Regions from separate parts of the Mus musculus genome. Here all the other regions are linked to region 6. Evidence: chromatin loops called from intact Hi-C (ENCODE). Cell type or tissue: left cerebral cortex. All regions are shown on one strand. Region 1 has its middle 180 kb from the start of Gm4719. Region 2 overlaps Nrxn1 (neurexin I). Region 3 overlaps Nrxn1 (neurexin I). Region 4 has its middle 160 kb from the start of Lhcgr. Region 5 overlaps Gm31903 (a long non-coding RNA gene). Region 6 has its middle 280 kb from the start of Gm4719. Region 7 has its middle 21 kb from the start of Gm4719.

Region 1 (4,000 bases), 99 kb before region 6:
TCAGAAGCTCATGCAGAAACCAACAGCTATGGGGACATCACCTCACTCTGTGAAAACTGTGAATTGACCCATTTTATACAATACCCAGAGCTAACGCAGCAGCCGTTACTTGGTTAATAATCATCCTTTATTCAACACACAGCATCACTTACCTTGTCCTTGATATGCAGTTCATGGCTTAACCTTGCACTGGAGAGAAAGTTTTTATAAGAAAATGGGATGTGTGAACAGTATTGCTTTAAAAACCTTACTGGCTTCATATTCTAACAGCTTCTTTCTTTTCCCAAGTGGTGGGAAAGATATATTCAAGGCTGGAATCTAAATATCCAAGCCCCCAAATAATGTGTCATACCGAGCCACTACCATCATAAATCAAACTCATTAACAGCATCCAACGAAGCTTATCTGCCTCGCATCACCAGGGAGGCTATTGCCAGGAGGGCCTTTGAGAATAGAATTTTCTGTAGATACCATCATTAGAACACAGTAAAGTAGCCCTCCTCAGGACAGCTTGCAGCAGTGCTTTTGAATCATAATTACAGAAATGATTACAGTAGCAAATATTAAAAACAGGGTAGTTATGCATAATTTCTACAACATGCAATCTAATTTACCAGCAGTAAAAACAGTAATAAAAGCATTGCCCAGTGATTGGATAAAGCAATTTTCACTCAAGATGCCTAAAAATAACATAAGTTTCCCTACAGCTGGAGTCATTGTTAACATGGTTTGCTTAGCCTCCTGCTTTAGGAAGCTTAATCAAGACCTAGGCTGATAACCATGTTAGCTAACCCACAAATTCTAATGGGCTTTTCAAAGAAAACAATAAGAATTCTAGATTTCCAGCAAAGCTACAGCTTTGGTTAATGCCATTCATGGATGGTAATAAAGTCTTGGAGATACGGCACTGTTTGCTCAGCCAGACAACAAATTATTAGTATAGTTAACACAATCTCATTCCTTCAACCTACATTTCCTGGACTCGGTGAGGCTCTTCACTCACCTGTCTCCACATGTTATTCTACTGATCTGTGTCATGCCAAGGCTCCTCTGACATAGTCAAAGCTCTGGAAGGGAAGAGACTTTAGCTGTCTGCTGTCCCTGCTTTTGCTCTCCTCCTAGTAATGGGTCCGATGTAGGTGTTACAAATGTTTATGAAAGTAAACTGATGATACTGAGCAGGCAGGTTATATAATGAGAAATAAAACATTACTTGGGGATGTCAGGAGAAAGGAAGTTCACTGAGCAGAATCTTTCTCAGATAAAACTGGTTTATTCATTTGAAGAAGTTCTTAACCCGGGCTGCTCACTAAAGCCTTTGCATGAAGTCAAACAAAACAAAACAAAACAAACAAAAAAACAAACGAACGAACAAAAGCTGGCTGCCACTGAGATCATTGAAACCAGAAGGTCTGAGAGCATGAAGTCTGAACACAGGCTTTTTAAATCTCCCAAGGGCCAGGACTGAGTCCCTGTCTCAAAGCATAACGATGAACATACATTGAGAGTATGTGCCAATGCAGTAGCTGGTGGGCTGGAGGGAAACCAGCAGTTTCTTTGCTGAGTGGCTTTGGGTATGAGCTAAACACTCTGAGCCACATTCTGTACCACTGGGACATGGAAGCTTTGATTACATATATAGTATTTCCTGAACTATTTTCTGTACTGAGTTGCACCAGTACATTGCAACATCAATACCAGGAACACTACCCACTGCCCACCTACAGACTTCCTAAGATTTTGTCCCTAGTGGTGAAGCTAGGGACATCTAAAATATCCTCAAGCCACAAAAATTGATTTTAGGAGGAAGAATAACAAGGATAGGATTACCATTGTGGTCTGATCTAAAATCATGAGATACGCTATGGGGAACAAATACTTTAACAAGCAATCCCTGCAGACATTGGTTGTTAAATATTGATCTCCAATTAAAAGAGCTGAACTCCCTGGAGAATGCAAATTCTAGATCTAAGGACAGGGCAATAGAGGGTCTCACTATGTAGCTCAAGCTGCCCTGGAGCTTATATCTCTCCTGTTTCAGCCTCACCATAAATGTAAGAAAAAGTTAAAACCAAATATGTTGCAGGTCAAAGCAAGCATGAAGCATCCTAAGGGAATTCGTAGTGATCAAATGGAGATCAACTTCTTCAATGTCAACAACAAATATGTGTGTGTGTGTGTGTGTGTGTGTGTGTGTGTGTGTGTGTGTGTGTGTGTGTGCGTATGCACATGCACACATACATATGAAATGACTGATTGGTAACTCAGAGTAAAAACATATCTACTGTAGAGTGGAAGTTTGTATAAGCTCACATGGATTTAGAGATGAAGCTTCTGTGATAAATAAGGCCTTTGTGGTAAATTAATAAGTCAGGTTGGTGGAGGTTTCATGAGTGACAGAAGGGTTTCATATGGTTCATTTCTCTTCTTGTAGTATATGAGGATAGGGTGTGTCTATGAGGTGGAGGTTGGGCTTCTGTGGACACAAGGTCTTTCTGTACTGTGTATCATGTTCTTGTTTCTCAGACTCTGTAGCTGTGAGAAATAAATGACCATGGTTATAATTAACTTAGCTTTTGTTTTAGCACTTTGGGTTACAAAAAGACAGTAGTTATGCGTTTCTCTAAATATGTTTGTATTACTAAATGGGAGAAGAGACTAATGCAATTTAGAGAGTACTCCCAGTAAGTCCAAACAACTGATAGAGACATTTTCACCTCCAGAGCATGCAGTGTAGCTTCCCTCACACAGGGTGCAGGTTCCGTTTAATGACTGATTCTAAGGCACAGAATGCCAAAAGAATTTAAAACTTTAAAAATCCCCTTTCCTGTGTTCAGCTGTGGCAAACATGCCCCTAACCAAATAATCCCATTTAACACTTGTAGAAATAATAATGTCACAGTGTTACACAGCTTCTGGTAAAAAAGCAAGGGCATTTCATCTCCACGGCCTTCGTCCTGTAAACTCAGAACTGTAGGCCAATAATGACAGGAGCATCAGCCTAGGCCAAGTAAAGGAACATTCTAGAAGATATCTGTTCAAGACAAAATGGCCAAAGTCAAGAAAAGTAGTGAAAGTAGTGGTTCCTCATGGGATCCTAATGGTATATAGCAACAGAAAAAGGACAGTTGTGAAGAAACAAGGTCTAAAGTTCTATAGTTTAACAGTGACACCATGATTCTCTCTTAATTTCACAAATATATTATCATTAATGTATGGCATCAACATCTGAGAGATTGTCTTTATAAGCTTCTCATGAATTTAAAATATTCAGAAATATAAAGCTTATTTAAATGTGCACACAAAGAAAGAACTGTGATCATAGAAAGATAATAACTATAGAGATTTTTTTGCCTGTGGATTAATGGTGTTCAAAGTGTTTGGAACAATACTACCTTTACAACCAAATTCCTACTATTTTGATCAATAATGAAATCTGCATTTTATGAATTTTATTTTAACATATTCACATTTTATATATTAAATGCCCAATATGTTAAAGGTAATTTAGAGTTGTAAAATTGTTCTACACTTAAATGTTTGAATTCATAAGACTGCCCTGTACTTTAACCAGACTGGCTTCCATACCATCCTGTAGGATCATTTAGCAGAGAAAAAATATTCTTGATCTTTTAAAAAATAAACTGTGTCAGGTGCATCTAATTAAGGGCCTCAGAGGAATGTCATTGCTGAGTGAACTCACCATATGGCTGTGTGGTAAATGCTACTATGTAACTTATTTACAGAAGGTACTTAAGGGCTAAATACTGCTTAGTAGCCAGGCCTAGTATTGGGTGTTTGCTATCTCTTTGTTTCTATATTTGACACATTTTCTCCTAGTAAAGTGAAAATATTAGAATTAGATGTTTATCTAAGCAACTTCTGTTAGTTTTATTTCCTAATATTTTCAGCACGAAGTTTTTCACCCTTGTTTCCTGCTATTAGGTGCTCTACCCAAGTTGTGTCTTGGTGCCCCCAAGGCCATCTGTATCACTCTTCT
Region 2 (4,000 bases), 930 kb after region 6:
ATGTCTCTAATTGTCTTCGCAGTGACTGTGCTGTAACTCTTGTGTGGGGAAGGGAATAACAAAGTTGTCAAGTATTACATTGTCAGACTCACTGCCTTATTGTCACTGTTTTGTGCTGTGGTCCTTGCCTCCAAAGTAGTCCCTTTCCCCACTGAACATCAATTCTCAGCTGCACTGCAGCTAAAAAAAAAAAAATCACTAAAGTGTACTGCCAACCACAGCATCCCCAGCTTCTGCCGATTGTGCAGAGCCCCGCTCGATCAGAGAAGCAAAGCACCCTGCTTCCTTCTGAGACATAGAGATCCTTAGAAGGGCAACACCCTTCTCAGGAGGTTTGTACTGCATGCATGAAAGATCTAATTGGGCATTTATAGCCAATTTATAAAATGAGAGCAGCCACCACAGCTGGGAGAGCACCTGCTGCACTCTAGAGCCCACAGTGGCAGGTCCACTCATTGGGTTTAAATCCCGTGTTTGGGGGAATTTGACAGTGAGATAAAGCAGAGTTCCAAATCTGAACCACTGCCAGTAATGAGATGTTACGTCAGGGCAGTGCCAGCAGGCAGGGAAGAAAGAAGGTCTCAGAAGCATGATGATATTTGGGAAACAGGACTAGGGGGAGGGAGCAGGTGCCAGGGACACCCAGGTCTTCTGGAGATCCCGTGCAGCAATTACAACAAATTCCTACCCCTCTAAGGGCCCTCATGGTTAGCCACTGAAAAGGTGTCTTGTCTCTTCAATTTTCAAATAATCCTTAAAATAACCTCACACAAATTAAGAACGTGTTAGTAAATCTCACTACATCATGACCAAGAGGCCAACAAGAATTTCTTCCACTGTCAATATAAGTCAAATTCTTATCTGAACATTTCCTCTCTGAGCAAAAGGATCTAGGAAAGAACAAAAGAGCTACCCAAAGTCACACATGTCAAGCAATGAAGCTCAGACATGTTTAAATGTGATCAAAACTTTGGAAGTGACAACATTCAATAAAATGTTTTTCAAAGCACAATGTGAAAAGGTAGATCAGGCCGGTGTGCCTCATGTCCAGGTCCAGAGAAAGAGATCCGCTAGGGAACAAACTGATCTGCGTTACAAAAGAAAAGAACATGCATAGGATGTATGCAAATCTCCACTTAGACATGGAATCCGTTGGAATGGAAAGTCCTGGCTGATTAGGGGGCCTTTTACTCGCTTGGCCAAGGGAAACTCAGTAGCCGGCAGTTAGCTACCTTTAGTCGAAGATTTGAATGGAGATACGGAAAATGCTAAAAGATGAGGAAGGAAATTAATTTGGGATTTGTAAGAGGGATAAAGGAGAAGGGGACAAAGTGTTCACCCCCTGGATGACCTAGATGTAGCCAGAGTTACAAGGTGTAATTTTGCTAAGTGGCCACCTGAGGGCACTGTCCGCTATACACCTAGGACCATAGTCGGGCCCCAATCAAATTTTTAAAAGCCTCAATTTGCTGATGGATTAACTTAATTCTTAAATAAGGACACCCATGGAAGATGGAGACCCAAAACTATTCGTCTGTTCTATTTTTATTCTTGAACTACATAAATGAATAAGCAAGACTGACCTCAATTCAAATCCCGGACACTCATAAGGATTACATACAATAACCTCATTTAAATCCATTGAGTATTTAATAGGGACTCAATAAATATCAGCCCCTTTCCATATATTTTAGCATAGAAGTTGCCAAATTAGGACAAGACAAGCACACGGAGGGATTGCATTATTTCACTAAAGGGGTCAGTACTCAAAAGTTCCAGAATAAATAGAGTCATGCTATGAGATCAGTCCAGAGTACATGAATGTTGTGTCTTTCCTTGCGTGTTGCAGCTTGTACTTAATAGCCAAAGGGAATAGACATCGGCAGCTGGGAATAAAGATGAAAACAAATTGTATCAGCAGGGAGAGGCATACACCCAGGAGACTTGGGCAGTGCGAGAAAAGATCGCTAGAACAAGGTCATCAGCACGGAATTTCTTTTCTGGAACTCTCCTTGGGTAGAGGCTTGTTCATGACGATTTCCATATGAATCGAGGTGGGGAGGAGAGAGGTCTGGGTTTCATATTTCCACAATTACAAGATAAAACCCAGTCTTGGACAAAAGCCTGAATGGCTGTCAAGGCTAAATGTGAATTTTACATTCTGGAAACAAAGGCATTCTGTTTGCCTGCACTAGAGGAGCGAATTAATCCCCTCCCCAACACTGTGTAACAGTGCATGGCCCTATGCTGCCCTCTGGTGGTTCTTTTAGGTATAGTAATGTAAGTGAAAACATCAGAAATTTGATTTAGCCAAGTGACTTCAGATGAGGACTGACCAAAGTCAAACCCATTAAAAAGTGAGTTAAAGATTGTATAACATAAATTGTGCCTTGGTTCAGGATGCTCACGACATGTAGTGAGGATCTCTGACTACATCTCTAGTCGTTCCTGGGCATCCTTGGTGAGTTATTCTAAGAAGAACACGGAATTCTGCACTTCAGGAACTACCAGGCATGCAGTGTAGCTAAGCTGACTGCTTTCCCTTAGAGAAGTAAAGATTCTTCATGGATTTGAACAGGGTGTGGATAAGTCAGAATACATTTAATTCTCAGAGGGTGAATGTCAATGAAAATAAACCCACTGACTCAGATACAGTGATTCTCCTGCTTCCTGTATTCCTACGTGACTGGCAGGCACAGTCAGTTCCAGGTGTGAAGCCCTGCATGTCTCATACCCATAAACTCATCCTTAGTTCCCGTGGCTGCCCACGAGGGAAGAAAGAGCAGCCATTGGTTGTTTTCACTTGTTCTTCCTGTATCCTTTAAACAAGGCTTTCTCAAAAAGTCTTCATGCTCAGCCCAGTTGCGGTACCCACACGCAGTGCCATAGCTTTCCTCCCTGTCATGTCCTACATGTGAGTGCTCAGACGCAGTGTGTTCCTTGGGATGGTAACTTCATGGCAGGACCCTCAGCAGGAGTCAGTGCTCAGTAAATAGCATCTGGCTAGCACCGAAGTCCTGCAGAGCAAGGATGTGATGGGTTACATCACGCTCTCCCTCCAGAGTGTTTCTTGGGATTGCTGTTCCTATTAAAAGTCACAAACCCACTTATAACCTGAAACTTCAGCCTAATTTTAGGGAGCAGCTCTTGTTTTGTGACCTCATCTGAGAGGTCTGAAAGCACAGTGGCTTCACAGAATTGAGCAGGATAACTATTGGATTAAATAAATAAATAAATAAATACGTCAACCTGAAGAGGTAGATCTGTAAGTAAGAGTACTGCATACACAAGCATGAAACCCCCAGTTGGTATCCCAGAATCCACACAAACAGCCTTCGTGGCCATGCACATGCCTGTAAATCAGTGCAGAGAGGCAGAGACAAAACAGGAGTATGGCTGGGGATTCCTGGTCCAACGAGAGACTGTGGCTCTAAGGAGTATGATGAAGAATGCCACAGTTAAGACACCCAACACCCTTTTCTAGGGTCCAAACCCACAGCCATACACACGGGAATGTGCCCATGCAGCCACAAACAAACACACACATCTACTCAGCGTGGGGATTAGCCTCTGACTTAAACTGAGTTTTTGGTTTTTTTTTAAACATTTAGTAAGAGTCTTAAACTTAAAATCTGACTTTGTCCACTCTTCATGTAATTAATTCATGGTTTCGGCATTTCTTTATTATGGAAAATGCTTTTCTTTTCATCAGTACTAAAAGTAGTCCATGTATTAAGAAAATGTGTCTAAGATTTGTACAGGCACACACTCGTCTCAGAAAGAACCCTCTTGTAGCATACTATCAAGCTTATATCCATTGCAATAAATAAAAAGCAAATGTTTGCTTTTAGGAATTGCTGTTCCAAACATCTGAAGAGTCACAGCCCATGGAATTTCATTGTTCATGATGACAAACTGTGACTATAAGTATTAAATCCTTCAAGCAATGCTTCTAGTCATCTGAATCTCTGACATGCCCTCTGAGGTCTCTCAGGAGGAT
Region 3 (4,000 bases), 440 kb after region 6:
ATGTAGATGTGTTGGAGATTTCACAGGAGAATAGAAAATAAATGTGTACAATGTGCGGCCATTCAGTGAATGATCGTTACCCAGAACTGGTTTTTAGAAAGTACAGTTTGCTTTAGTTGGGTGCATTCTGGAAAAGGAAGGATTCATGCACACAGGACCTTTACAGATATATGTGTAGTGAGCTACACGTGATCTTGGCTGCAGTGCTTCTTATATTACTGCTGCAAATAGAAAACAGACCCACGCAGAGTCCCAGGATGGGACACTATAAGGTACTAGGAATTCATTGGTACAAAGAGGCTTTCTTAGGATGGCTTTCAGGACTCAGCACTGATTGTTGTGGTATCAGAACTTCCACGGATGTTTGGCAATAAGTTCACATAGAAAGGAATCATTGGCCTGTTTTGTGCACAAAAGTTATTCATAGACTGAAACAAGACTGCCTTATACCAAGAGCATCCAAGGTGGCTTCTAGGCTCTGGTGAGAGGGTAATGTGTGTTTTGAGGCATAGTCTCTTTAGCATTCATGCTGTCCTTTGTTGCCTCGTGTTTGACATTTCTTAACTACCTGGCATCCTATCTCTTTCCTTACTTCTGCACGTGGATGACTACTTGTTCACTTTGATTTAACCCCAAGGCTGGAGTGACACGTTGTTACGGAACTGATCCTTTCAGGATGTAGTGAGACGATGCTGTTTCCCCAGCAGCAATCACTGGCCAAGGATTTTTAAGGGTTGATTGAGAAAAACATCAATCACTAAAGCTATAGTCTGTGACTAATTTTATCACAAATACAGGAGAAATAAATGAAATGAGGAAACAAAGAATAAAAGGGAAAGTGTGAAAGGAGAAAAGAACGCAGACTGTAAATCTAATTCAGTCACATTAATAAACCATGGAAGGAAGGGCACAGTGACCTGTAAAACTTTATAATTTACCTGGAAATTATAACTTTAAGGATGAGATTAAAAACTGCATACTTAGCACATGTTCCAGGAGGTTCTTTGGTAGCTTGTTTTGTTCCTTATTTTGAGGCACGCACCTTATTCTGAGGTGTATTCATGTCCCCGACATACAACTGACATACATCAGTTGGGCCAGTTTTCAATGTGCTCAACTGTACAGACACATTGCTAAAATATTACTACTTTGATGATGCCATTTATGGATTCTGAAATGATTTCTTTAAAAACTGAAAACTGGGGTTGGTATGCAATCAGTTCCCTTATCTCTTCTAACAGTGGTTCTATCAGACTTCTGCAACCTATAAACCTACATCCACTCAAAAAATCACATCTCGAGTAAGTGACCAAATAAGACCACAACAACTCACATTAGATAAAATAAATCAGTCAAAGTTTTACCACTTTGACAAAACATTTTACGACAGTTACGGATGTTTTAATTTGCTGTTTGAGTTTTTCATCTCATCTATATGTTGAAATAGATAACTTTAAAAATAGTCACAATAACAAAGCTTTGCTGTATAAGTTAATAGGATAACATTTTATATACAATACCATACATATGTATTAAACTTCATTTAGAACACTCATTACTATTCCCCTGGCAATAGAATTGATCAATAGAACTGTACTGCAATCTGTACACCTATTTCGTATATTTTAGAAAATAAGCTAATTTTTGTTTTGTATTTCTGCCATTACAAAGGAATTTTTTTTCTGTGTTTCTCAGGACCAAACCCCATAAGTGGGATTCCTATGCTGAAGATGTATCTGTTTGTACAGATCTTGACACAATCTGCAAAACCCTTTTTCAAAAAGACTTGTTCTAATTTTCACATTGTCTCCAGGATGCTGAGTTCTCCTACGTCCTCACTTGTGTGAACATGTTGTCTTTTCTATCTGGGGATGCCCTTTCCCATTTAAGAAAATTCTGGTACACTCCCACACGCTGTATTGTACTGAGCTTAAATGCTACTCTTTCTTAGATCCTCCGTGAAGTCTCTAGGCAGTTAGTCACTGTTCCCACAGTCCTTTGTAGCACTTATCAGATAATTCTTGATTTCTTATAGCTTATGTACTTCTTTTTCTTCTTTGTAGATAATTATAAACAACAGGAATGAGGCTTGTTCCATCTCATCTTTGGAAAGTGGGATCCAATTCTGGATTCTTGATTACACTCATTGGCAAATGGAAAGAACCAACATACAATAGAGATCTCAAGTCCAAATTTCTGACTCCATGTTTGGGAAAAATCATTGTCTTACTTGACATCATGAAAGTCTATCTTACTCTAAAAGCATTTCCATTGATATAGGTCTCTAAAAATATTTTTCATGTATCTATTTTCTAAAATACAGTTTATCAGCTCTGATTTTGGGTCTAGTTGGGAAAACTCTGTGACATGCTGTGAATCAGGTCTTTGGAAAGAACTTTTCAGTACACTGGAATCAGAACAGTCTCCTTTTAGTCCAAAATAAAACCAATTTTATGAATTTAATGTTAGGACTAGTGAACAAGATTAGACAGAACCCGTGGAGACCGGAGCCAGTACATGACACTGCCTAGGGTGAAAGGAAAACATAAAAAGCTGCTCTTACTGATGAATTACATAAGAGTGTATCAGGAACCATCCCCACATGTTATATCCCTGTGCATCTAATATTTCATTTTGTTCTTATGCAATCATAAGACCTTCAAACAAAGCAAGTATGCTATAACTAAACTGTGAAATCTGAAGCCAAGAGCCAAGGATTTTGGAATACTAGAGGGAAATCCGGAAACACTTTACATATTCCCAATCCTACTCCATCCCCTATTCTAGTATAATGATTAGCTCTTATTGAAAATTTTAATTAATGAAATGAGGGTTTGAGTGGTGAAACACAGACTGTTAATAATAATCCAAATACAAAAAAAAAAAAATCCCATTGTTGCAATTTTAAATTTGTTTTCAGAGCAACCCTCATGAATATTTCATGGAAAAAAAACAGTTGTCAGAAAACCCTTAGTCACTGGAAGGTGGAGGGCACTGCCTTCCAGAACCTCAGCTCTTAGAGCAGGCACTCAGGGATACTGTCAGACCATTATGGGAAGTAAAGTACAAAAGAGTACTCCAACAAATTTCTCTTTCCCTTTCTCTCTCTCTCACTCAAACATACATATACACAAACACAGAGGGAGGGAGAAGAGAGAGGGAGAGAAAAAGGGAGGAAGGAAGGGATGAGACATTATAGGATACAGCAGTGGGTGACACTTTGGAGAAAGGTGACTTTTATACCCATGCTATGTATTGAGCTCAAGAATAAATCTGAAAGAATAAAAGGACATATGGATTTTTATTTCTGATTTCGTGACTTTGTACCTGTGTTGCTTTCTCTTCTTTAAAAGGAAATACTTGAGTCATTTTTTGCCAATCATATTTATAGAACATTTGGCCAGAAAAATATAATGTATTGGGGGAACACATTAGTGAAGTGAGATCTAAGACTAAAGCTTTGATGGGGTCATTGGCTTGACCTCTCAGAGTCCGAGTCTGTGCCTATATAAAATGAGAACGATGGCAAACATCCTTTTATATTTCTCTGTAAGGTATAAATGAAACAAATTACAATATTCAGCAGACAAGCTGACACCCATTGCATGGCCAATACATTGTACTAAAAAAAACACACACATACAGACACACAGATACACACATGCATGTACACACACAGACACACATATGCACACATGCACACACAAACACACACACACACACACACACACACACACACACACACACACTATGTATGAAAAATAAAAACAAAAGTAAAAAGAGGCCATGATGCCTAAGGGATCAATGGGGAAGTCCAGGAGAAATGTTGGAGAAAGAAAAGTAGAGAAAATGATATAATTATATTTTAATAAAAATATTTTTTTATTAAAGGAAGTTATCTTTTGGGACTGCAAAGACCATTTCAGTTTTTCTATTAGTGTACATAATTTATTTTAGATATGGCTCATTCCTATTGAAGGAATTACATTTTAATTTCAAT
Region 4 (4,000 bases), 700 kb before region 6:
TCTGAGTTTTGCTAGAACTCACTTATGGAATAGGGACAGAGACTCTGATTGTGTAAAATAAAGGGTAAGAGTGCTCGGTTAGTCTTTGGGATGTTTTAAACATCCATTTTTAATTTCCTCTCTGTCCACTCACTTGGAAACCATGGCTTTTCAAAAGGCCGCTATCTGGCGATCTCTGTCACTTCAGTCTCAGAACTCACTCAACACCTTGTCTAAGAGACTTTCACCAAACATGTTGAGAACACATACTTACTGGAATCCAGGGTCCACTATGATCAGAGAAGTGGGGTTTGGAGCACTGTAGTAGGGGGAGGGGATTGGGTGTGGGTGGGATTATGAGGCCTGTGCAGACCTGGCCACCCTTGGGTCTGATTAGAGAGAGGACACTGGGAAAGAAGAAGTTAGAGTTGCTGCTGAGTGTGGCACCTCAAGGCCATGAACAAAGAGAAAGAAGGAGAGTTTGGAGGTCAAGTTGCTCACCCCTGATTTCCATGCAGCGGCTGAAGCTGCAGGAGGTGCCATCTTCTAGGTAGTTGAAAATGTGAAACAAGAGACTAGGGAAGTTTCCCATAGACAAACTGAGTAGAAGCAAGGTTGGTAGAAGGCTGTTCAGGTATTATCTGGGAACAGAAGAATGGAGTCTTTGTAAAATCCATCTGTCCTACTGCGAGAACTGCATGATTCTTCCTGTAGACAGAGAACAGAGGAGGGTGGTTAGCAGCAGAAAGAAAAGAGCCCTGTGCACTGCTGTGCTGTGCATATGTTTCTGCACATGTGTGCACACAGGTATGGGATCATAGAAAGGTCTAGAGCCCTGCCCACTGCTGTGATGTGTATATGTTCCTGCACGCGTATGCACACAGGTTTGAGACCACAAGAAGAGGAATAGGAAATGTTCATTATCACTAAAATATATATGATCACTCTTGATTTTCCTGCTATTTTTGTATTATAATGTTTTACTTTCTGTCTGAGACATGAAAACATGTGCACAACCTGTTTTGATCAGAGTCACGTCTTCCCTCTCTACCTTTCCCCAGAACCCCTTCATGTGCTTGCCCCAATTTCCCTCCCTGCAACATAATGTTCTTATCAATGATTTAGGAACTTCATATAATGCACCCAGATCACACTCCTCCCAGGTGGACCCTCTCATTCATGCACCCCTCTCAAGGGAGAAATCAGGCCCCATCTGTGTTATCTATATACTCATTGAAGCATGGTCAAACTCTCAGTAGCAAGCTCCTTAGAAAGGGGTTGCACAAAAGCTGTCAATGTTTCTTATTTTTCTCTTCTTCCATGTTGTAATAACCCACAGCATGCAGCCAGTGCTGCTCATCTGTGCACATATGTTGGGCCATCACCACAACATGGACAACTTTCCTGGGACCACACCTTCAAAGAAAACGGACCCTCGCTTAGCAGTCATGAACTGACAATAACTGTGAATACTTTCTCACCCATGCTCTTGTGTTGACTGGCTCAATCTTGTGTGAGTTATGTGTAGATGACCATAGCTACTGTGAGTTCTTATCATGTCCTCAAGATACTGTTTACCAATAATCTTCAGCAACCTCTGTCTCACAATGGAACAGTCTTTCCGTTATGTTCCCAAGGTGTGTGTGCATGTGTGTATGTGTGTGTGTATGTAACAAATAGTCATATTATTGTCCATACCCTAGAGTAAGCAGGTGTTTAGTAAATAATTGTTTGAGAGAAGAACCAGAATTTATTAATTTTAGAAACATGAAAACATGTGCACAACGTGTTTTGATCAGAGTCACGTCTTCCCTCTCTACCTTTCCCCAGAACCCCTTCATGTGCTTGCCCCAATTTCCCTGGAGTGTATTTCCCAAGACCTTGCTGATGTTGACTCTAGAGCCACTTTAATGAAAACACATTAACATTTACCTACAGCCCTGACTTGCTTTAACTATCTGCAATGCGATCTATCTGGAAGCACAACGCTGCTAAGAACTCTTGCAATCTACTGCAATACCAGGAAGATCACTGGCTTAGTAAACGCCTACATTTAAAAATAATTTAAACTTACTTCATGTCTTATATAATAGGAAAATCTTGATTAGCTTTGAAATTTATTTTTGGAAATTTGCTGAAAATAAGCTGTCTGGCATAAGTGCATTTAGGGATGGAATTAGGAGGTGTGGAAGAATCAAGGGTATGCTGGGTAACCTGCCGTTACTGCATTTACCACTAGATGGTGACCTTGTACTTGCTTGGTGATCTGCCCACTGCCAGAGGATGGCATAGTCAACTCTAGGTGGTTGAAACCCGGAGAGTGAAATTGGGAAGTTTATTGGAGTTGTGAAACGAGATGGTCGATGAGATTTGAAGTAATAAAGCTTGGGGACTTTAGTATCTTCCTGACCTGTTCACAGAGAATGTGATGGGTTGAGAACATAAGGGCATGGGCTAAATGCCTATGGTATAGAAAGCAGGAACATAAGACCCACATTCTAGTGCACCTGCCCACACTTTCTTGTCTTGTGTTTGGTAAGGCAGAGAACTTCTTGGGATGCCAATAGCTTCACCTGCAAAACCGGAGAAGACCGAATCTGTTAGGATCTGGGCCAGTTGTCTCCACAGTCTGTTCTTGTTTTGTCTGTGACTGAGAAAGTCTTTGATCTGAGGGCACCAAACATACTCAGTTGGCCATTGTCTACATTAAATAATTCACTTTTCAAGTCAGGCGAATAGAATTTTCGTAAAAGACATTTTTTTTTCCCATTTGGAGAAGTGTGGATATGGGACTTTGCTGTAGGCAAAGAGTAGAGAAGATGGTTGAAAGCTAAGAGAGAAAAAGGCTCACGTGACGTGTTCATGTCTAAATGTGTGTACACTCAGGACTGTGACAATGGAAAGGTGGAACAGTAGGAAATGCCCATTGTCACTAGGAAGGGTCTTAGTGTTGTTGATTGGTCAGCGTTAATTGTTTTCAGCCTTCAGAAGAAGCCTTCAAGAACTCATGATAATGGTTTTAAATCCCAGAGAGACTTAGTGTAGGTCTTATGATATCTGTACAATTAGTATAAACAGTGATTTTATCTCACACTCAATCCAAGGGCTTTGCTTGTAGAACATCCCTATCCATTTACCCAGAAAATGATTTCCCTTAATAATTGATGCTGTTTTACTAAGAGAAATATAATATCTCCAGAAGGCTGAAATGATTATGCGGAGATGTTGAGCTGCTGTTGGCACAGAAAAGGAACTTGGTTCTTTCTTCTCTAGTCCAGAATTTCCCTAAGTGAGGCACAAGAAGTGTCTCGCTTTATCTTAGATTACTTATGGATTATTCAGAATTGACTGAAGCAATACAAGGATGACTTTTCTGGTCTCAAAACTTATCAAAGTGCCTTATGTTACTGTTGTATGGATCCTTGCACTGCAGCAGAAAATAACGTCCAAGCTGGGCAGGAGCTGATAGTTTAGAGAAGGGAAGGCAAAGGAAGAGAAAGAAGGAAGGGGGCGAAGGGAGAGGGAGAGGAGGAGAGACAGAGAGAGTGTGTTGTGGGTGACTTGAAGGAAAAAAGTGAAGAGGCTGGGGAGGTAACTTTGCTCTTAAGAGCAGCTTGATTTTGCAGAGGACTCAGGGTCACTTCCCAGCGCCCACCAGTCGCCCACCAGTTCTGTAACTCTGGTTCTAGGGGATCTGATGCCCCCTTCTAGTCTCTATAGGCGCTGCATGCATACTGTGCACGTGTGAACAAAGTACTCATGTGCACAGAATAATTAAATAATCTTTTAAAGGACAAAGGATGAACTAGATAGGGACTGCATTCAGAAGGGCTTATGTCCATGATTTCATATTCTGTCCTCCCTCGGGTTAGTGCTTTCGAATAATTGTCAAAAGTAGTCAAATATTCTCTCTCTACCATCCCTTGTGAGCTTCAATAAAATTTAATCATTTCTGAGAAGCTCTTTTTGGTTCAAAGATGGCCAGGACAGCTGGGCGCCTGAGATGAGAGCCTGGATGTGA
Region 5 (4,000 bases), 1.0 Mb before region 6:
AAAGAGCAGAGACATAGGAAGTAGGAGCTTCTGAAACAAAGTAACAAAAAGATCAGCGTTCTGAAACAGAGTAACAAAAAGATCAGTGGTTTCAGCCTGGGGTCATGACCTCTTTGGGAGTCAAACGATCCTTTCACAAGGGTTGTCTATTAGATATTTACACTATAATTCATAACAGTAGCAAATTACAGTTATGAAGTAGCAACAAAATATTATGATTAGGGACCAGCACACCGTGAGGAGCCATGGTAAAGGCTTGCAGCCTTAGGTAGGTGGAGAACCACTGTGCTAGATGCTCTGAGCCTCTGCTGACAAATGGCCAACACAATCCTCTTAGCCTAACACAATCAGTTTGCCTTTCTGTGGACAAGGGTCATGTTCATTAACATCAGTTTTCTTCAACTTATAGAACTGATAAACAATTCTAAGATAAAGTGTGTTGCTTAAGGTTTTGTGTTTTGTGTTGTTGTTGTTGTTGTTTCCACTCTAACATAAGCTAGAGCCATCTGGGAAGAGGAATCCTCAATTGAGAAAATGTCTCCATATGACTGGGCAAGTCTGGGGACATTTTCTTGATTAATGACTGACATGGGAGGGCCTCGACCACTGGGGGTGGTGCCACTCCTGGGCAGGTGACCTCGGGCTATATAAACCAATCAAACAGAGCAAATCCTGCAGAGCACACCAGTGAGCATGCTCACCTCTCCGTGGCTCTGGATTGGCTCCTGCCTCCAGTTTTCTGTCTGGAATTCCTGCCCTGACTTCCTCGGATGATTGACTGTGATTAGGCCACGTAAAGCAAAATAGACCCTGTTCTCCTCAAGTTGACTTTGGTCTTTATCTTTGTCACAGCGAGAGACACCAAACTAAGACCTAAGGAAAAACACTGATGGCCTCAGTGAATGAGCGCCAAAGTCCTTTTGTCGTTTTCCTTTTTTTGAGAATTAAAGATTACATTTTATTTATGTATTTTTCTTTTCTTTTCTTTGTCTTTCTCTATCTGTCTCTCTGTCCCTGTCTCTGTCTGTCCTTCTGTTTGACTCTTTGTTCCTGTCTCTGTCTCTCTATCTCTCTGTCCCTGTTTCTGTCTGTCTCTGTGTCTGTGGATGTCTTTGTGTCCATCTTTCTGTCTGTCTCTGTATGTGTGTCTCCCAGAGACTAAACTCAGGTTGTAAGTCAGGATGGCAGGTGCTTTTACCTGTTGGGCCATCTCTCTAGCCCTACAATTTTTCTTGACCATAGGACAAACTTTGTCCACAGAATAGAATCATACACTGTTGCAATATAAAAACAATGCGTATTTAAAAAGTCCTTTCTATCCCTCATAAGAAAGCGGGTATTTGATGAATTCAGTTTTTATTTAGCTGTTAAGGCTGATATCTCAAAACAGCATATAAAGGACAGTAAGTAAACAAAAAAAAAAAAAGTGAAAATCCCAAAACAAAACAGAATTGCACCAGTTCTTTGTGGGGACCAGGCTGTAGAGCATTGTTTTAGACCCTCCTTATAATCACAGAGCTTTCCTTGAATTGTTGAGGAGCGAAGGACTGAGTGGCATCAATGGTCCTCGTTGGTTCTCTGCCAATCAATTCTTCCATGCCCCTCCCCCACTCAATCAGCTCTCTCCAGCTTCACCTTCACCTACTCTTTCCTATTCCTTTCCCTGGACATGGCCATTCCTTCTGGAGGCCCCTTCCTATTGATTGATTGACCTTAAGCCAGGGCTTTGGTGTGGGGTCACGTGTACTTGGTGAGGTGTTAGCGTTACCAGTGTGGGTCACTTGTGGTGAGCATGCCATGAATTCAACCTGATTACCTGAATATTTTCCCTCAGTTACATGAAATGAGGATTTCTTTTTCTTGTTATAAGTAAATTAGTAAATCCCTGCTTTAACTGGTATTGAAATATGAATGTATCTATAATTAATTTTCCGAATATTGGGGTTGAACCCAGGATTTTACACCCACTCATAGCACGCTGCCTCAAATTCATCATTCATAACCAATAATTAATTTTAAAAAGGGTACTGGCTGGTTGTGAAGCAAGTAGTCAAGTTCCAGAATAAAATCTGCTGGTTATAGTGTGCCTTTAAAATCACTGCTGCCCACGGTTTGCAGGATTAAAGTTGACGTGAATGAAACGCGCCCTTCCACTTTGAGGTTTGCCATCTACCCTTCAGGTATTGGCACCATCATGGTCTTCCAGACCTCAAGAGAAAATGCAGCTTTTAAAGTAATATGATGTGTGCTGACAGGTTCTAGCTGCACGAGCTAGGAAAGCCAAAAAATTGATTTGTAGTGCACACTTGAACAGCAGATGGCGCTCTCAGGCAAGCCGCTGCTACCCGGAGTCAGAAGCAGTGTGTTTGGTGCTTGAATTTTGATTAATAAAAGATTTTGAGGACACTTTATAAGCATTTCAAAGCATTGTGAGTCCGGTGGAGCATAATTAAAATTAATGCAGTAGACGGTCTCTTTAAAGTATTTCTAATGCTGTGTCTAAAATTGCTGTTGAATACAATTTTACACATCCAAAAGATTTAAATACTACGCTTATCTCTAAGCATTTCTAACTATTAAAGGGACAGGAAAATGTGTCCTTTTTTTCTTCATTTTCAAACAAACGCTTTACAATCACTTATATGTTAAATCCTTATACTTAAAAAATACTTGTAAAATAATCCATCAATTCTTCACATGTCTCAGTGTCGGAGAAAGCAAATGCATGCTTGCCAAATACTCCATGCTGCCTTGACCCAGGGGCAAGCCTTTGTTATCTTAGTCGTTAGAAAGCTTTCTCCCGTGCCCAGGAACCTCTCTGAGTGGATTTAACCATTCCTTCATAAAGCGCATCTGAATGCTTTCTTTCTAAATTTCTTCACATCAGAAACAAGCTGTAAATGCAGTCGAGCCGTTCCTAAAGGTGTCCTTCACACTGCGAGGCCAAAAGGGGGTGCCGTGCCATTTTGAGTGGCCTCAAAATACTATGTCACTGCAATTAGACATCTTGCTGGACACTGAACATCTTGTCGGGCTTCTCATCTTGTGTCTGCAGTCTCTTAGTATTGGGAATAAAGCGATGAAGAAAACAGTGAACTCATCTAAAGGGTCTATAACGGCGGAGGAGGCAGACAACCAACAGATAGCAATTTGTGATTATTGTTATGTAGAAAATCAAAGCAGGCTAAGGTAACAGAGAGCGGTATAAGGAGGTTGCCATGACATCTAGAAGAGAGGAATGGAGCGTTCCAGATCCTGCAGGGTAGAGGGAGTCCAGCAGAGGGCGCTGCGGGAGCGCAGATTCTAGAACAGGTGCTTGTCCTAGCAAGCGGTGCAGATGATTGGAGGGTGGGTGGGTGAGACTCCAGATCAGAGAGGTCGTGAGTGGGTCGGGATGGAGTTGTACTAAGGCTTTCTGGGGAGTCGTCAGAACGTCGGGTGTTGTGTTAAGACGAATCTGCTCAAAGGCTTCAGTGGTGATGTAGAGAACTTACAAACAGAAAAAGCAGTTTAGAGTTTATTGAAATAACCCAGATTATTTAATTTGTTCATGTGGCGATAACAATACATCTTAGGTGGAGTAATTGATAAAGGACAAAAGTTTATTTCTCATTGTTCGGGAGATTGAGAAGTCTAAGGTCCCAGCATTGTGAGTATGGTGAGGTTCCTTTCCATACCCACAGTGCCTCCATACTATGCAATTGCATGGTGGAGGGGGGGAGGAAAGACCCTCCTCAAGTGTCTTTAAAAGGACACCAGGGATACTTATCCCATTGCTAAAAATGGAGGCCAAGGGGTCTCATTACCTGTGAACACCCTTTCTTGCCTTTTAATCCCAGCAGCGTTACAGATGGATTTCAGGGTGTGGATTTCAGGACGATGTTCCCATTGTCCTGAAAGCTGATGTGATTAGGAGTGGTGACCAGAGGTGGAAGATCCTTAGACAAACATATCTGAACTATAGAAAGAAAAGCGTTTGTTGATGGGTTGGGTGTGGGAT
Region 6 (4,000 bases):
TCCTATCCCACCTAGGCCAGAGAAGTCAGCCCCAGTTAGGGGAACAGGAACCACAGGCAGGCAACAGAGTCAGGGACATTTCCCCTCCTCTCTAGTTGTTGTGGGACCAAGCTGCACATCTGCTACATACGTGTGGGGGAAGGAGGGAGCTAGGTCCAAACCATCCATCCCCTGTGGTTGGTGGTTCAGACAGAAGATTCTGTTTAAACTAAATGAGTCAAACACACAAACACACAGGCAACAAAACCCAAGCAACCAAAAAAAAAAAAAACTGCAAGTCACAAATCTGGAAAAGGAACTAATGAAGAGGAGGCTGGGGAAGGGGGGACTCAGAAGTCTGGAAAGGATGAAAGAGAGTGTCCACCCTGACTGCAGGAAAGCAAAAAAACAGTGGCATACTGTGATCTGAGTCCTGAGCCTTGCTGCAAGCTCAGATGAGGCTGATGGTTTCTGCTTGAAAGCAGTTGGTGGTCAGCATGGAACAGAGAAGGTCTGGACTCCTCAGGAGTGGGATTTCACTAGGTAATTGCAAAGAACCTAGAGAACACCAGCATCCACAGGCAGGGTGGGTGTCAAGGGAGTGTGGTGATTGACAGCTGATCATGGACTTTATAGGGAAGTGCCAATCTGAATAGACAGAAAAGGAAAACATCTCAACATTCAGGCCCAAGGACACTTGGAGTCAGAGTAGACAGAGAGGTATGAGAGATTTAAGAAAAGAGAAATGGTTGGTCTGGTGTGTAGAGTGACTAAAATTGAGGTTATTGAGAAATTATTGTTACCAGCATTGTAGACATCCAGGGTATAAACACAGAACTGCCTCTGTCATCTGTGGGACTTCCTTGCCCCATTTAGAGTTTGAACCCCAAACCACTTCCCATTAAATAATTTAAAATTGCCACTTCTCCCCTGCCCCTTGCACTTTTCCCACACTCATGTTTCTGTGAGAAAGCTTGGCCATATCACAGTGTACATTTATGCTATTTTTTTTTGTTTGTGTTTGACCTCCTTCTCTGGAATTAAAGCTCTAGAAAGATCAGGATTTGGATCATTTCTAGGACCTAAAACACCTTTAATGATTAGAGATTTGTGTAGCAAAAACTACTCTTAGTATTAAGTACATTTTTTTTACTTTCTCTAATAAGTTGAAGATGACAATCCTAAAGAACCAGCAAGACCTCCTAATATTGTGCAGTTTTGTGGATGGTTGGGCAGCCTAGCATAAATATACAAAGGTATTACTAACTGAACATGTTCATAATAGAAAGCTAAATAAATGAAAACTGTAAATCAGTCCTTCACTGTAATTTAGATTAAATGGGACACTGCCTATGTTTCAACTATTATAAAGTTAATAATTAAATTCTTCTGAGCTGAGTAGTGTGATTTTTTTTTTTGTTCTTTTGGGAGGTGGCCAGACTCATAACATTTTCAGCTGTGTCCATTTTGTATACTGTCACTTTCTGCACTTTCTCTTTTCAGGGTTTTAGAGCCAACTGCTCTACCATCTTGCTATGCATTCCCATCCCATAATTTGCTGCTTCTATGTATTTTTAATCGACCAGAAAGAGTTCATGTGAAGTTGTAGACATGAAACAAGGAGTACAGGGCCTCATGTGTAGGTGAAGTCACACTAGCTTTTGTTATTGTCACTGTCCACTCCTGTGCTTAATTGGATTATAGACAAATGTAATAGTGGACTGGGAAGTCCCATAATCCTAGTTATGCGCTGTTGGGGGCCTTTTGTTCTCATGTTACTTTTTCTGTTTATATGGCCAGCTCTGGGCAGAAGAGAGTTAAACACATGATACTATCAAATACATGCATAAGGAGAGGATTTCAGTCAAAGGCCTCCGATCAAAACAGCCCTTAAGACAATGTTCCATTTGAAGGCAAGTTCATGAAGCAGAAAGTGACCAGATTTACTAAACAAAAGAGTGCATTGGAGAGGTTTTAAGGATAATGCAAAGGTCTATGATAACTCATGAATAACTCGCCTGACCTAGATTTAAGTAGCACAGATGATTCATGCTGACATAGACATTTGGTTATTTAACCAAATGCATTGTATAAGCATCTCATTTCTACACTATACTTTTAAAAAAGCATAAGCATTTCAGATTAAGAAAATAAAAGTTATTTTAACGGCCGATGATGTGAACTGTTAAGAGTCACAGCCTATGCTTTCTGCATCTGAGTCTCTTCTGTAGGAAACCAATTTCTTAATGCCCAAGTCCCACAGCACATTGCAGCTCCATTAAAATCTGAGAAAAAGGTCCCATTCTGCCAGTAGAGGGCAGCATTACCTAGTCAAGTGTTAAGTGGGCACCAGAACAGATGGGCAGATGGTGCAGAATTTAGAATGCAGAATGGGTGGCTACCTACTGCTCCTCATCCTTGAGTCACCAGACCACAAGTGCTTCTCCACAAAATAGCAATCTTAAGTAATAGTGGAAACGCTCTCCCTCCTCACTGCCACTGTTCCCAAAATGGTCACATTACTCATTTCTGTTGGAATAGGAACAGGAATTTAAACTTCTACAATCTGTGTTGTTTTCTGAAATTTAAAGTTTGTTCTATGAATACATTCATTTATATAAAATACAGCAGCTTGTCTATACATATTTGAACATTTCAAAATTACAGTTGAAAGTAGCGGATTTTTTTTTCTTCTGCAAAAATATTTAAGAAGTATTTATAAAGTTTGATTATGTTTAATATCATGTTGAAACATGAAAACTTAATTGCACATTTAATATAGAAATAGTCAAAGTCATCGGCTGTCACAGACCATTTTTAAAAAAAACCTAGCTGTGTAATGTTTAACCACAATAATCTGTGAAGTCCACTTGTTCTGCCTGTAATATTTGGATGACTCTCTTTACAGTGGTCCCCATGTGGGTCACAGAAGCTGCTGTAGCAGGACATATCTCATGACATAAGATTGATTCCCATGAATAAGGTAGGAGGATTAGATAGTTTAACATTCTGTCTAGAGAATATAAAATATTCAATGGGAGATATGAAAACAGATGTTGAAAAATTGACAAAATACATGATATAAGAAGCCAGTATGAAATAGTTAATGGAAAAGTCTTTGAAATCTTTCATTTAACAATGGAGGAAGTGGAAGAAAGATTAGGCAACACATATTGAAGTGTATTAAAATGCTAAAGGCACTGTGCACATGAATGGAGTTATGTAGATCATCATTCAAACCTTAGCATTCATGGTCACCTTGTGTCTGTGCCCTTGGCTACCTTAGCAAGACAGCTTGGTGGGATGTTTCACATTTTCTTCTTCCTTTGACCTTTATTAAAGAAAAAAGTCCTACTTGTCATTTTTTTCTATTAATATAATTCTGAAACCTAAAGTTAATGCAGGAATTATGTAATGACATGAATGCTAATACAGAATGATGCAACCCCACCAGAGTCCAGAAGAACACCTTGTGCTTCATCAAGCAAGGCTTAGACAGCAGCATCCCGCATTTGTGTGCCGTGCTCCACCGATGCTATTCTTGACTATGAGAAACTGTTTCCTTTTAGGGTAAGTTAAAAGTTTCTCAGATCAGGAGAAAGCCTGGCTACTGCAAAAAAAATAGTAATAATAAATGAAATTATGCTTCATCCCTCCCCCCCCTAATTTTTTGCCTGTAGCAGCAGTAAGTGCAATAATGTGAGAGTGGGAACGGATTGCTATGGCAACAAAGTGTACTCTGATAATGAAGATGGTATCTAACAAGCAAGAGCAGGTATAACTTTAAGAGAGACACACACACAGAGGAGGAGGAAGAAGAGGAGGAGGAGGAGGAGGAGGAGGAGGAGGAGGAGGAGAGAGAGAGAGAGAGAGAGAGAGAGAGAGAGAGAGAGAGAGAGAGAGAGAGAGAGAGCCTTTAATGAGCAGGAAGAAAATGTAAAAAGCTTAATGTTTTCATTGTCTATCATATACATATTGGCCCACTTATTGTTGGTTTTGTGCATTAACTAAAGTCCTCCTA
Region 7 (4,000 bases), 300 kb before region 6:
GGATACATTTGACTGAGTGGCTAATTGCTGGACCCTTCCTTTCTTTCTTTTTCAGTTTTCAGAATTTACATACCACTTTTATATAAACCAGCTCCTTTCTTCTATGCCCCTCTCTCCCTACTTTTTGTCCCTTTTTCCTCCATCTTTCTTTCCTCTCCTATTTTCCCTCCCTTCTCTAGTGTTTCTCTCTTCTCCCCCTCTCTATTTTCTTCATATTCTTTCTGCCTTTATATAAATGCAATTTAAAAATTATATTAATTCTGTCATTTAACAATAGAATTAGGTAAAATTAATACAAATAAAAATTGTTTTACATTTCTGCAATCTGCCCAGCATTTAGGCCTGGGTTTGGCTTTCTCCTCTTCCTTCTATACCTCTTCTTCCTCTTTCTCTCTTCTCATTTTTTCATACAATAGAGTATAATCATTTCCCTCTACCCCAACTCCTCCCATTCTGCCACACTGCCATACTCTTGCCAACTCTATGTCCTTTTAACCCCTCATTCAAATTCCTAAGTCTTCATGACTCTTGTCTCTGATGAAATCTGAGAGAATGGAAAAGAAATAGATTTTATTTTTTACAGTGCATTTTCGTAATCGGCAATATCCTGCTCATGGAATATTTAATAAGATGATAGGACATCTTCTAGAGTCTTTATGTGGATGCTCCCAGAATTCACAAGTATTCACAATTGTTACCCCTAGAACAGAAAAACACCAAACTATATTCTGTTGCTATATTCTATTTCAGCTTTAGCTCATCATAACCTGTTTGTTTATTCAGCAAATCCTGAGTATGATTTTGCACTTGTGACACAGTAGAGTTTAACAGGACCCTTTGTGGAGAGGCATGATCTGACAGATGCTGCACAGGTAAGCTGCTAGTCAAGAATACAGTAGTGGAAGATTCATCATAGAAACAGGAAAACAAGACTGAGGGACTGAGAGTAGGGTGCAGGGAGAGGTTATGTTTGCATTTGATGAAGAAATCCCCAGGCAACCAAAGAAAAAGTATAGAGTGCCTGCCTGCTCTGTTGAATGATCTGGAGGCAGACACCCAAAGGAGGAGGGTTTATGAGGAGGCTCAGTTGAAGACTGGGACATAGAGGTACCTGGAAAACAGAAAGCCTGATGATTGATCTCCTGCTGCGCTGTAGCCCACCTGCATTCACTCTGTAGAATAGGGTACCATGCTGACAAAAGTTGTCTTGATGCCCACTATCTCTCAGCATCTCTCTCCCTCCTTCCCTGTAGTTCTGAGTCCCATTACTCTTGGTGGGCTGCAGTTTTAACTTTTGATGTCCTGTTGTCAACCTGAACAGTGGAAAAGATCTAAGAAGATACCCGTAACAAGGTTGATGTTCCTTGAGGTGCATTGCCATAATATTTTGCTCCTGACTGGGTTTGAACAAGAGTTAGTTGGGTCAATGTCCTACTGCAGTTAGTAAGAAAAGAAGTCTGTTGCAATTTCTAATTTGCATATCTACATTTGGATACATGGGTTAGTTATCTAACCAGAAGAAGGAGGGGGAGACTATGAGTGAAAATGTGCAGAAAAGGTACATTAAAATAGCCCAAAATTTATGCAGAAATATAAACTAGGTGAAACTGCCCAAGGGGTGAGTCAGAGAAATCATAAGCTTTGTGATTTCTAGGCTGGGAAGAGCAGGATTTATGAAACTAAGAAAATACTAAAGTTCCATGGATTTGAGCAGTAAAAGAGATGAGTGCATATTATGATAGCTTTAGGGCTGTCCAAAGGCTCCACTGGTTGGTAAATGCTTACCATATTTATAGCAAAGGAGATTTGTATATGAGAATTACTGAGGCCAGTCCATCTAGGAGTAATAATTTAATATTTTATAATCAGCATTTGATATTAATCTATTGGAATTAATCTGTATGATCAGTTTATGTCCTAGTGAGAGATTGAAACTTGCTATGTTTAAATTTGCATAGAGAAGGAAGGAGGGAAATTGAGGAAAGAACCAAAAAAGTAGAAATAATATGGATATTTTTTCTGACAAGCCATGATTAAAGCGAGTGTGTGTGTTAAAACGAGTGTATACTATAAGTTTTGTTTTTGAAACCATGAATTATGATGATGTAGAAAGAAGGAAGCATGATAGAAAAAAATGGTAAGATAGAGATAATCTGTCCACTTAAGGACAGATGGTACATTTATGATCAACTCCAATCACAGAACACACTGTGCATTGCACATTGTAAAGGTACCAAAAGCCCAAGACTGAATCAGACCTGGGTGTTCCTGCCTCACCACTGTCTTTGAGCTGTGATTCTGCCTTGAAGGTAGCAGTCTTACAACAGCGTTTAGGGACTTGTTCATGTACAAAGAATGGGGGAGGGATTGCTTAAGACAAATGACAAATGTGCTGTGTAAGAGGTTTTACATAGCCTCTAACCTTCCATCTACTCTCAAGCAAGAAACGAAACTTGGTGCCCCCCACCCACACACAAAAGAAGTCATGAGAGCAGAAAGGAAACTTCTTGGGAATAAGGGTTTCTGGGGAAGAGAGGAATAAGGGTAGAAGTCATTAAAATTCATTATATAAATGTATGAATTGTTGAAAAACTTTTTTAAAGGATGGGAAATGAGGAATAGGAATTTCAGTGTCCTAGAAATTCAGTATTATGAAAGGACCAGCCTCTCTAAAAGACAAATCTGAAGTTGTGTGCTGTTTGCCATCTGTATACTTGTGAAAACATCTATACCACCTGGAGACCTTTTAAAAATATAGTTCTCTAAATCCCCACTAAAATAAAAAGTAGGTCTTCAAGCCCTGTGTGATTCATGTCTACCAAACTTTAAGTTGCTTTTAAAATGAATCTCTCTAAATATTTCTGACAATCATATCCTAGCAGCAAGAAGGCACTTTGGGTGGCTTTAGAATCCCTTTGTCTAGTTTCTTGGTCTTGAAAATGTCAACTTCTCTCTTTTTCAACAAGAAAGTATTAACAGTCTCTTATTGTATGTATAGCTGCAATGCCATGCACATATCTCTGGTTGGTCTTTGCCATGCACACATCTCTGGAACCTTGGCTTTATTCTCCTCTTACTAAAGTGCAATGATCAACTAGATATTGGGACATTGTTTAGCAGTTAAAAACTTGGATTTTTGAAATCAGATATTCATGAAAGTTTTTAGTAACTTTTCCACTTTTTGGAACAGAATCCTTGATTTCCAAAAGTTCCAACAGAGTAGGGTGCCAACCCACTCTGATACATCAATTAGAGAACTATGTAGTGGAACAAAGTAGATAGAGAGAAGGTTTATTCATTGGATCAACTCAGAGAAGAGGAACATAGAGAGTGGTCCAGTTATCCAAAGTTAATCATCAGGGTACTGATATAAATTTCAGGTTTAATTTGAGGTTAATTAGCATATGAATTTAAGTAATTCTAGTGCAGACATATCCCAGCTCATCACTGGCCTATTATTGTCTCAGCTGTAATCCTGCAAGGGGATCAGACAAATTCTCAGTCTCATTATTATCATTAAAGGAAAGGACCAGTTTGTTTCCAATAAGATAATTCTGCTCCCAGATGAAGCTTCACTCCATGGACAAAGGCCCTCATCTGAGGAAATGGTTTGTCTTCTGATTTTTTTGCTCTTCCCAGAATCCAAGGTGCTGCAGCTTTATCAGCAGCAGTGGGAGACCATAAGCCAGCACTGCCACAGTGTCTCACTTAGGGAACTCCACTCAAGTAAAGCAAAGCCCTTAACTCAAAGCAGAGAAGAACTTCAAGAGAAATCAATTGGAAACAAAGTTAGCTAGCTTAAGAGGTAAAACTAAGGAATGGTTAACACTTTTATAAAAGTGCTGGCATCATGAGATTGCACAGGGGGGACAGTGAACATAGCAGTGAGTGTAGGCTTCTTTAGAGGGGAGGTTTAATTTGGTTGTCTTCACAATGGCTACATGCTGTGTCCCTCTAAATTACATTGCTCAAAGGATATCATTTCAAAAATCTATAAACA

What was found. Hi-C counts contacts between places; a loop is a spot of excess contacts. Peaks named below come from ENCODE experiments on the same cell type or tissue, not always from the same donor. Only the 100,000 strongest peaks of a DNase experiment are listed, where the experiment ranks them.
Region 1: it touches region 6 in a loop (11-fold over the local background); 2 of 42 quality-filtered maps call a loop at or near these places.
Region 2: a loop joins it to region 6, with 5 times the contacts of the local background. A loop is called at or near these places in 8 of 42 quality-filtered maps.
Region 3: it touches region 6 in a loop (2.8-fold over the local background); 5 of 42 quality-filtered maps call a loop at or near these places.
Region 4: it touches region 6 in a loop (7-fold over the local background); 7 of 42 quality-filtered maps call a loop at or near these places.
Region 5: it touches region 6 in a loop (8-fold over the local background); 5 of 42 quality-filtered maps call a loop at or near these places.
Region 7: it touches region 6 in a loop (11-fold over the local background); 3 of 42 quality-filtered maps call a loop at or near these places.

The regions. Positions count from the first base shown.
Region 1 is chr17:89,553,347-89,557,346 of GRCm38, forward strand. No RefSeq gene overlaps it. Among named protein-coding and RNA genes, the nearest start is that of Gm4719, 180 kb to the left of the region's middle. In left cerebral cortex, a CTCF peak has its summit at 1,738; a DNase peak (open chromatin) is centred at 1,631; H3K27ac peaks cover 276 bases.
Region 2 is chr17:90,582,885-90,586,884 of GRCm38, forward strand. All of the region lies in intron 15 of Nrxn1 (neurexin I), which reads right to left. Among named protein-coding and RNA genes, the nearest start is that of Gm32337, 120 kb to the left of the region's middle. In left cerebral cortex, CTCF peaks have their summits at 1,391 (motif pointing right) and 2,256 (motif pointing left); DNase peaks (open chromatin) are centred at 435, 1,436, 2,233 and 2,713; H3K4me3 peaks cover 446 bases; H3K27ac peaks cover 2,753 bases.
Region 3 is chr17:90,093,301-90,097,300 of GRCm38, forward strand. The region is part of intron 21 of Nrxn1 (neurexin I); the gene reads right to left. Among named protein-coding and RNA genes, the nearest start is that of Gm41653, 120 kb to the left of the region's middle. In left cerebral cortex, no CTCF peak of the experiment used is centred here; a DNase peak (open chromatin) is centred at 1,899; H3K27ac peaks cover 2,166 bases.
Region 4 is chr17:88,952,002-88,956,001 of GRCm38, forward strand. No RefSeq gene overlaps it. Among named protein-coding and RNA genes, the nearest start is that of Lhcgr, 160 kb to the left of the region's middle. In left cerebral cortex, a CTCF peak has its summit at 2,217 (motif pointing right); a DNase peak (open chromatin) is centred at 2,220.
Region 5 is chr17:88,649,884-88,653,883 of GRCm38, forward strand. Gm31903 (a long non-coding RNA gene) reads right to left here. Exons shown (of 3, transcript XR_385909.2): 2 at 3,807-3,958; 3 at 3,146-3,489. Among named protein-coding and RNA genes, the nearest start is that of Gm38460, 2.0 kb to the right of the region's middle. In left cerebral cortex, CTCF peaks have their summits at 2,319 (motif pointing right) and 3,258 (motif pointing right); DNase peaks (open chromatin) are centred at 2,316, 2,815 and 3,265; H3K4me3 peaks cover 944 bases; H3K27ac peaks cover 476 bases.
Region 6 is chr17:89,652,270-89,656,269 of GRCm38, forward strand. No RefSeq gene overlaps it. Among named protein-coding and RNA genes, the nearest start is that of Gm4719, 280 kb to the left of the region's middle. In left cerebral cortex, a CTCF peak has its summit at 2,290 (motif pointing right); DNase peaks (open chromatin) are centred at 2,357, 2,849 and 3,577; H3K27ac peaks cover 2,933 bases.
Region 7 is chr17:89,355,879-89,359,878 of GRCm38, forward strand. No RefSeq gene overlaps it. Among named protein-coding and RNA genes, the nearest start is that of Gm4719, 21 kb to the right of the region's middle. In left cerebral cortex, no CTCF peak of the experiment used is centred here; DNase peaks (open chromatin) are centred at 1,583 and 2,772; H3K27ac peaks cover 3,377 bases.